2 separate regions of the Homo sapiens genome follow, and region 2 is linked to region 1. The links are chromatin contacts, found by Hi-C or POLR2A ChIA-PET in ENCODE. All regions are on one chromosome and are shown on one strand. Each heading gives the region's core, a stretch centred on a gene start or an enhancer-like site at or near the end of the contact. The rest is flanking DNA. Distances are from core to core; before and after follow the strand shown. Region 1 has its middle 38 kb from the start of CCKAR. Region 2 overlaps STIM2 (stromal interaction molecule 2).

Evidence for each region. Hi-C counts contacts between places; a loop is a spot of excess contacts on that map. ChIA-PET counts read pairs that join two places held with the same protein, here RNA polymerase II (POLR2A). Pooled maps may share reads with other maps.
Region 2: a loop to region 1 is called in a map of tibial artery, with 4 times the contacts of the local background. The contact joins two enhancer-like sites. A Hi-C loop is called at or near these places in 1 of 168 maps with a recorded cell type or tissue (tibial artery), 1 of 37 single-sample maps with no recorded cell type and 7 of 50 pooled maps. POLR2A ChIA-PET finds 5 or more read pairs at or near these places in 1 of 52 experiments (CD4-positive, alpha-beta T cell).

The regions. Positions count from the first base shown.
Region 1 is chr4:26,450,271-26,455,106 of GRCh38, reverse strand. No RefSeq gene overlaps it. Among named protein-coding and RNA genes, the nearest start is that of CCKAR, 38 kb to the left of the region's middle. RefSeq lists an enhancer at 1,698-2,236. Within about 2 kb of position 2,311, at least 4 of the 41 ENCODE cell types and tissues checked have a DNase peak (open chromatin) inside an H3K27ac peak, as active enhancers do.
Region 2 is chr4:26,884,786-26,889,621 of GRCh38, reverse strand. All of the region lies in intron 1 of STIM2 (stromal interaction molecule 2), which reads right to left. Among named protein-coding and RNA genes, the nearest start is that of STIM2, 26 kb to the right of the region's middle. Within about 2 kb of position 3,586, at least 9 of the 41 ENCODE cell types and tissues checked have a DNase peak (open chromatin) inside an H3K27ac peak, as active enhancers do.

The sequences.
Region 1 (4,836 bases), core at 1,062-3,561:
AAGGCAGGTATCTCCAAGGTACGGGGCATCCAACAGGAGTCCTTGACCATAACTGACAGGTCCTCTAGCAAGAGACTGTGACAGGGTGGGATCGCAGGGTGGTCAGCCTAGATCTCCCTTTCACACAAGGCTACAATGTAGGCCTTTGATACTACACCCAAATAAGGATATAAGCCATCATTGTTTTTAAACTGGGTGTGATGAAAGTGTTGATTTGTAAAAAGTAAACATTTAAAATATACATAGTTTTTGAGAACCCTGTTTTGGCATTCCTTCACTTAAAAAAAATAGATTTATTGAGGAATCATTCACAATTGAGGTATCATTTAGGTACAATTAAATTGTTTTAGGTGCATAATTCTATGCATTTGACAAACACATATAGTTGTATAACCATGGCCATATTGAAGATATAGAGTATTTCCCTCACTGCAAAAAGTTCCCTGGAGCCTCTTTATACTAAATCCTCTCTTCTCCACTGTCCCTGAAAACCATTGCTCTGATGTCTGTCCCTCAACTTTTGCCTTTCCTGGGTCATATGATGGACTCAGAGTTCATGGCCTTTTGTGTGTGGCTTCTTTCACTTAGCACAGTGCACTTGAGATAAGTGTGACTATTGCATGTCTCAGTAGTTTATTCTTCTAACTGTTGAGTTGCACTACATTGTAGATGCATTACCACAAATCTGGTGGCTTAAAACAACAGAAATTTATTCTCTCACAGTTCTGGAGACCAGAAGGTGGAAGTCCAGGTGCCAGCTCCAGGAAGAAGTCCAGGGCTGTGCTCTCTCCAGAGGTCCTAGAGGGGATTTCAGTTTCCTGTCTCTTCCAGCTTCTGGTGGCTCCAGGGGCCCTTGGCTTGTGGCTGCACCACTCCAGTCTCTGCCTCTGTCGTCATATGGCCTTCTCCTCTTCTCCCCTTGTGGGCCTCTTACAAGGACACTTGTCATTGGATTTGGGGCCCACTCAGACAATCCAAGATGGCCTCATCTCAAAAGCCTTAATTACATCTGCAAAGACCCCTTTTCCAAAAAAGGTCACATTTACAGCTTCCAGGAATTAGCACGCAGATATAACTTTGGGAAGAGCCGTCACTCCACCCACCACACATGGATAAGCCACAGTTTGTTTATTCTTTTGCCAGTTGATGGGCATCTGGGTTATTTCCAGTTTGGGGACATTATAAATACAGCTGCTCTAAACATCCACTGTTCTTTGCAGGAACCCATATTTTCATTTCTCTTGGCTGTGGGATTAGGAAGCATTCCTTCACTCTGTAACATATAAGGAAGGTGCTGCAAAAAAATGGAAGTGCATTAGTTGGGTGTGGTGGCGCGTGCCTGTAATCCCAGCTACTTGGGAGGCTGAGGTACACGTATTGCTTGAACCAGGGAGGTGGAGCTTGCAGTGGGCCAAGATTGCACCACTGCACTCCAGCCTGGGCAACAGCGAGACTCTGTCTCAAAAAAAAAAAAAAAAAAAAAAAACAAAAGGAAGTGGCCCATCTCTCTCTGCCTATCCCAAGTGGCCTTGCCCTGGGGCTTTGGTTCCACAGCTCATAGCACACTTCTTCCCTACCCTGGCTGCAGGCATGTTCAGGTCCAGTCACCTGCCCTGCTGCCCCTGCTCCTGCCCACACACCCCTGCACATCCACAGTCCAGCACCGTCCGTTTACACAAATGGGCTTCTACAGAGGAGGAGCTGGAGCAGGGAATGGAGACAATCTCATTTCCTGGGCCTGCTTCCTCGTGTGCCAGGGTTCAGGCTCAGATGTGGCAGGTTCTCTTTGTCACAAGCCCTGACTCACGAGACCTCGGTGGCCTCGGGAAGCAACAGGTATAGGGGTATCATGCTGCTGTGTGGGCCTCTGGCAGCCCCCCTGTGACCACAGCCAGGCTGACCCAGACAGACTAATGGGAGATTTAAAAAAAAGTCAAGGCACACTGCTGAGATGCAATTTTATAATCAGCCTGTAACTTGATTATCTCAAAAATAAATGAACAATCAATACCGCTAATCTCAGCGTATTCCCCTGCTGAGACAGGAAACTTGAGCCTGGCTTGTGTTTGGCTACCCATGTCCCTCTTCTGGTTCAAAGGAGTCTTCTGTTTAATGTCAACATTTGCTTTTGTACCTTTTTATGTATTTTCATTACTTGCTTCTGCTTGTCCTTGCTTTGCGTGAGAAAAACCCAGTGCGGGGGCCCTTCTAGTCTAGCTGGTTCCGCATTTGTGAGATCCTGCACACCTGTGTGACCCTCAAACTCTGACTTGTCTCACGCTGATTAGGACACATCCAGGGGAGGAAGGAGTCAGTGAGCTTGTTTAGAAACATGGCTTGCTGATGGCCACACCTGTTCCCCAGGGAAAGCTGCCTCCTAATGGGCAGGTGAGAAGGCTGGTGAGGGGAGGAGGGGCAATAAGCCCTGATGCATCCTCCATTCCGGTTCCATTATTGACTCAGGGCTCTTTAAATTCTACGTCCTTGACTTTCTGGCTCCATCACCAGCAGTAACTCAGCCTGTCTGTGCTGTGTATCGTGGAAGGCTCCACTTCATCCTTTTCCCCCCAGGATTCATTCCCTCTACTAAAAATCCCCCTCGTTAGCCTTCTGTGGCTTGAAATGCCTCGGTGTTTTGCAGGGATTCAAATTCCTAGCACAATCTCCCTTGAGCAGAGCGTCTGTTTCTACAGCAAAGGCAGAGAGATCTATCTTAACTTCCTCCCAGCTCAACTTTTATATTCTCGGCTACCCCAGGAGCTTCCTGAATTTTATGCAGCTTAATTCATGATGATAAACATGGGTTCTGGGAGGCTGAGAACAGGGAGCATTCACCCTTCTTACTAGAGAATACAGATGGCTGCTCAGACATGGGTGAAGGCCCCTCACCTCCTCCACCAAGGGATAAGTCTCAGTAGGGTGAAAATTCAGCCACCTTCCTTCCCATGTGCAGGTCTGCCTTCCACCCCAAAACACAGCTGAGTTTCCACATTGCCCAGATCAAACCTAGAATTAGCTGAGGGTCAACTTCATGCCAGGCACTTTTCATATTCAGTTTTTTTATGTTTATCAGCAACCTCAATAAGGCAGATAACATTACCCCATTTTACAGGAGGAAACTTAAGGTTAGAGAAATATAATAAAGTGAGCTGTCCAAAAACCACAGAGCTGGGAGTGAGGAAGCTTGAATCTGATAAAGTTCAAAGATATGTGCCTCTCAGGTTCATGTTCCTTTCCCATACCATGCTCCAACGGCCCCTACAATTCCCCAGCTCTCACATCATTGACATCGTCCCCTTAGTCACATCATTTAGCTTCTCTGTGCCTCAGTTTCCTCATCTATGAAATGGGTATAAGAAGTCCTGCTCTCCGGAGTTGCTGTAAGTTTTAGAAATGCAATCAGGCAGGTAAAGTATTTAGCACACTTTCTGGCACCTTAGGTGTTTAGCAAGTAGTGATGATGATTATTTTCTAGTAGCAGCATTGAAGCTTTTGATAGCAGTCATAGATCATAGAAACTTCCAGCCAGAAGTCACCTTTGAGCCCATCTATCACAATCTTCCCCTTTACAGAAGAAACAGAGGCCAGAGTGTCTAGCTGACCTTCCTAAGCTCAGAAGGTGAGGGGCTGAAATGCAGGCCTGACTTGGGAAAAATAAAACAAACAAAAAAACTGTTTACGCCTGTCCCCTGAGCTGCCTAGCTGTATTCTGGGTCGTTTGGTCTTTTTTTCTTTTTTTTTTTTTCTTTTGGTGTATGGGCTGGTGGGCTGGGAGGTGAGTGCAGGAAGATACAAATCACAATTGAAAAAAAAGTGGCAAAGGAAAGGTAGTTACAGGCTAACACCCCTAGACTGCTGGTTCTCAAAGTGGGGTCTCTGAATTCGCATCAGCTCACCTGAAACTTCTTAAACAGTTTCTTGGGCTCTAATCCAGATATCCTGAATGAGAAACGCTGGGGAAGGGTAATCTGAGTTTTAACCCTCAGGTGATTCTGTTGCAGGGTCATGTTTGAGAACCGTCACCTAAGGCCAAGGAAGGAAAATAACTGGTGTCTGTGCATAGTCTCCATCTCACACACCAGGCATCACTGCTCATAATGCCCTTTAGTTAACCGCAGATGCAGCCTCTGAATCCTTGTTTTTAAGTTCTGGGATACATGTACAGAGCGTGCAGGTTTGTTACATAGGTATACATGTGCCATGGTGGTTTCCTCCACCTATCAACCCATCATCTAGGTTTTAAGCCCTGCATGCATTAGGTATTTGTCCTAATGTTCTCCCTCCCCTTGCCTCTGACCCTCCGACAGGCCCCATTGTGTGATGTTCCCCTCCCTGTGTCCATGTGTTTTCATTTTTCAACTCCCACTTACAAGTGAGAACACGCGATGTTTGGTTTTCTGTTCCTGTGTTAGTTTGCTGAGAATGGTCCTTCTTGACACACAGCACTCCTGACAACCATCACCACTACGGGCCACAGGGAGGCAATGGAGATAGTCATGTGTTAATCCACACAGAGAAAGAGTCACCTCCCTGGACTCAATTATCCATTCCGGGAGCAACTCCTGACATTTCTGCAGTCATGTTCAAGCCCAGAGCCTGGTACAGATCTGGGCCTGTTCCAAGAACTTGGTTTTCTTAACTGTGCCCTGTCTCCTTGAGTACTGGGCTTCCCTTGCAAAAGCAGGAGCAAAACTAAAACAAACATGGAATGGAGAGCAGCTCAACTGGGCGAGGCTGGGTTTGATCAGCAGCCGGGCTGTGGACCAGCTCAGAGGCCCTAGGTGAGTCTCAAGCCTCACCTGTAGCTCCCCCGTAACAATGAAAACCTGTGAGGTG
Region 2 (4,836 bases), core at 2,337-4,836, 430 kb before region 1:
GATATGGCACCGTTCCCCAGAGTGATCAGCCAACTATCTCATGAAAGGCTGATTATATTGGACCACTGCCATCATGAATGGGGCACTGTTTTGTTCTTATTACAACAGATACTCTAGATATGGATTTCTCTTCCCTGCATGCAAGCATTCTGCCAAACCCACAGAATGCCTTATCCACCATCTAGGTGCTTCACACAGCATTGCTTCTGATCAAGGAACACACTTTACAGCACATGAAGTGTAACAGTGGACCCATACTAATAAAATTCACTGGTCTTACCATGTTCCTCATCATCCTGAAGCAGCTGGCTTAATAGAATGGTAGAATGGATTTTTGAAGACTCAGTTACGTTGTCAGCAAGGTGACAAAAACTTGTGCAATGTTTTCCATGAGGCTATGTATGCTCTAAATCAGCATCCAATGTATGGTGCTATTTCTCCCATGGCCAGGATTCATGGATCCCAGAATCCAGAGAGAGAAATAAGAGTGGGGCCACTCACTATTATCCCTATTGTTTCACTAGCGAAATTTTTGTTGCCTATTCTTTAACCTTATCCTCTGCTGGTCTAGAGGCCTTATTTCCAAAAAGAGGACTGTTTCCACTGGGAGATAGAATGATTCCACTGAACCGACATTAAGACTACCACCTGGCCACTTTGAACTCCTCATGCCTCAGAATGAACAGGCAAAGAAGACCCAGGGTTAGTGTACTGACCAGGGTTGCTGGTTACTAAGAAGAAATTCAACTGCTACCATACAATGGAGGTATGAAAGACTAAGTCCAGAATACGAGAGATCTTGTAATTACTTTCACGCTCTGTGATTAAAAGACTAAGTCCGGAATACAAGAGATCTTGTAATTACTGCCATGCTCTGTGATTAAAGTCAATGGAAAACTACAATAACCCAATTTAAGGACTACTTAAATTGGGTATGCCCAGACCCTTCAGGAACAAAGTTTTGGATCACCCCAACAGGCAAAGAACCACAAAGAGCTAAGGTGCTTGCTAAGGGAAAGGGAAAAATGGAATGGATAGTGCAAGAAGGTAATCATAAACAAAAACCAGCTACGACCATGTGACCAGCCACAGAAAACTGTAACTGTTATGTCTTATTTTGTAACGAATGTATTCAAATATTTAGCAAATATCTTTGTTTTCTTGCTCTTTAATCCCTTTATCATCTGACATAAGATATATTAATAATAGCTAACTTTACATCATGATATTTAAGTTATAGCTTATTAGGGAGAATGAACATTACCCAGGGACTCCGCATCCTCTTCTGGGGAAAGGGTTGGCATGTTTTCAGTTGTTTGAAGGATATTCATATTATGTTAGGCAGAAGTATGACTTTGTTATTGCGTTCATTTGGAGATTAAGTATCATTTAAGAAGATGTGTATGGGCGCCAAGTTGACAAGGATGGACTATGACAGTTTTATGTATCAACTTGTCTAAACTATAGTATCCAGTTATTCAATCAAACACTAACCTGGGTGCTACTGTGATGGTATTTTGTAAACACAGTTAACATCTACAATCAGTTGACTTTAAGCAAAGGAAATTATTCTTGGAAATGTGGGTGGGCCTGATCCAATCAGCAGGAAAGCCTTTTCTGAGAAAGAAATATTCTGCCCCACGACTGCAGCATCATCGCCTGCCCAAGAGTTTCCAATCTGCCAGCCTATCCTATGGATTTTGGATTTGGATTTGGATCTTTTCAATTACCTCAGCCAATTCCTTGAAATAAGTCTCTATGTTTTACCTATGTCTATCTATGTAGATATGTAGATACATGTATAAAACAATTAATTATTTTAAGTTACATCTTTGAGTATTTTAAGTGCAACTAAATAATTGGTAATATAATTACAGATATGCACTATATAAAATTATATTATTAATTTGTAATAATGAACATATACATTCATTCCTTCTGGTTCTATTTCTGTACAGAACCCTAATACAGGGTCTTTTAAAACATTAAGAGAAAAAATAGCCACTCTTTGCTTCAAAGGATACATCTAGAACCCAAAGAAAGTACTGAAAGATTTTAGTTTAATGCAACAAAGAACTTCTCACAAACCAGAACTGCCTACTAATGGAAAAGTTGTTCAGGAGCAATAAGTTCCCAACCACCCAAAGTATCTGAGGAGCTAATGAATGACAGTCTATAAGGGATACACCGGAGAAGTTCCTGTAATTAGCAGACAGTTTGAGCTTTAGGCTTTGTCCACTTCCTTGAGTTCAATCAAAGTCTGTAATTCTGTAACAGCACGGTGTGATCTTAGATTATTAGCAAGATACATCTTAACCCAAGTAGAAAATGAAAGCAACATCAAACAAAACAGTAAAGAAAAAAAGCTCAAATAAATTCTAAGTTTTAAAGGGATCACGGACAAGGCAAGAGGCAAAAAAAAAAAAAAAAAAAAAAAAGTTTAATTATTTGGTTTGGTGCTTATTGTATCTTGTAACATTCAGCAGTTGAACACTACGGGTTGTTCCAATTTCCTAGCTCTTTAAATTATATCCTATAAAGGCATAAGCTTTTATGTCTTTACTTCACAATAAAGTTCATATAACAATGAACTTGATTTTCAGGACAACAGAACAGAAGGGCTTTCACTGTATTTAGCATCCACATATAGCTCCACCTATACCACCTATTACCACCTCCATAGCTAACAAGGGAGCTCTAGCACTTTCTCTCCCCGGACAAAAGCCTACTAATTGGTCTCCCTGCTCTAAGACTAGACCTTCTAGAGTGTCATTTCAGTGAAAGAGCTGAAGTGATCATTTCCAAACATAAATCAAATCATGTCACACTTCTCAAAAACCCTGCAGTAGCTCCCCATCTCAGAGTACATGACATACAATGACAATGTCCTCACATCTTGTAGATGATGTCTACAAGACTGTACATTCTAGCCCAGACAACCTCTCTGATCTATCTATTACTCTCTCCATTGCTTACTCTACACCAGCCCTGTGGTCTCCTGGAAGTTTCTCCAAAAATCCAACAATGGTATCCATCAGGGCCCATGCACATGCCATTCTCTCCACCTGAAGGGTCTCATCCCTCTGTCTCTCCCTTCTCTCTTGTCAAATGTCAACTATGAAGATTTCCCTGACCACCTTAAATAACAGCAAACACACATATACTTTCCCTAACATTCTCTACCTTCTCACCTATTTTATTTTCCTTCATTGCATTTATCATCTCCTGATAAATATTTGTCTACTTGTTAACTGTCTTATCCTCAGTGAAATTAAGCTCATCGTTTTCTTCATTGCTCCAATACCTACAACAATATCTGTAAGTGTTCAATGAGTATATATTGAAATAATATATTAGCCTTAAGCTAAAATTTCAAACAATCTTCTCAGTTATATGAATATGCTCCTACACAGAAAAAGCTTTAAGAAGGAAAAAGTTCATATACTGTCCTAGTTCTCCTTGCATCCTTCTCACTGATTTGGTTTTACAGAGAATATGAAAGTAAATGTTCTGCCCGTCACAGTTCTCCTCTGTTCCACTGAACCTCAAATTATGAGCTCACATAGCCACAACTTCCTTGTTTGTCAAATAAGAGGAACTGGCGCATGGTGATCAGCTTCTTAAAACTCAAGTATCTAAAAATCAGATTTAAAATAAGGTTTATATGTAATTTTCAATAAGCCATAATGGAATGTCTCAGTAATTAGGATAAATCAACACTGCATATTTACATGAATAGACATATACATATATATATATATATATATATATATATATATATATATATATATATATATATAACCTGAGGTGCTAAATTTGGCTTCATTCTCATAATACAACTAGCACTGAATGCTATATTTTCAGTTTTACTGCTCTTATAAACTACATAGCCTGGTAACCAAGGTAAACAATTTGTATATCTGAAAGTTACATTCTGAATTCACCCAGGCAAAACATAAACCTGAAAAAATAGTCAGAAATGAAAACTATGTCACAAATATCACACATTAAAATCCTACATGCTTTAGTTAAAGGAGGATCCTTCATACCATCAAGATTTACAATTCAAGCCTTGATACCCCTATTTTCCAGTCTTAGCAGATACCAAAAAATAAAATGACAGCTGTCCAGTAAATAAGCTGATACAATCATATGCTGATGACTCCATTTATTCACATTCAAAAATAGGGAAGCAAATCTATGGTATTAAAGTAAGGACAGTGGTTAACCTTAGGCAAAGGCACATACTGATTTCAAGAGGACATGAAGGACTTCTGGGTAAAGGCAACATTATGTTTCTCGATCTGGGTGCTAATAACATGTGAGTATTCACTTTGTTAAAAATGGTTGAAATGAGCTGTATACTGATGATTTGAGCCCTTTCCTGTACTGTTATACTGTATTTAAGTAAAAAGCTTTTGGAAAACTAGATATTACAGCAATTCAAAACCATGAAAAATAAGGTTGAACATGAACAGTGGAACACAAATCAACAATCCTTAAGAGTATCTGTGTTTTTGCATGTGTACTAACCCTAATATTGTACCCATTAACTGTACCCAATACATTCTGATTAAGAAAGTAGAGAAATAAGTCACACGTTTTAGAAATAATTTGACTCCAAAATGTTTGAAATAAAGCAAGTTTTATAATTCAAAGGAGTCAAGGTTCAATTACTCAAGAGGCAAGAGTACTGGTTAAGGATGTGAATCTTGTTGTGAGAATTCTGTCTCACCCACTTGCCAGTTCTGTGAACTCGTGTTTAACCTCTCTGGGTCTCCGTTACATTACCTATAAGATACGGATCTACCCCATAAGCTTGTGAGGACTAAATGA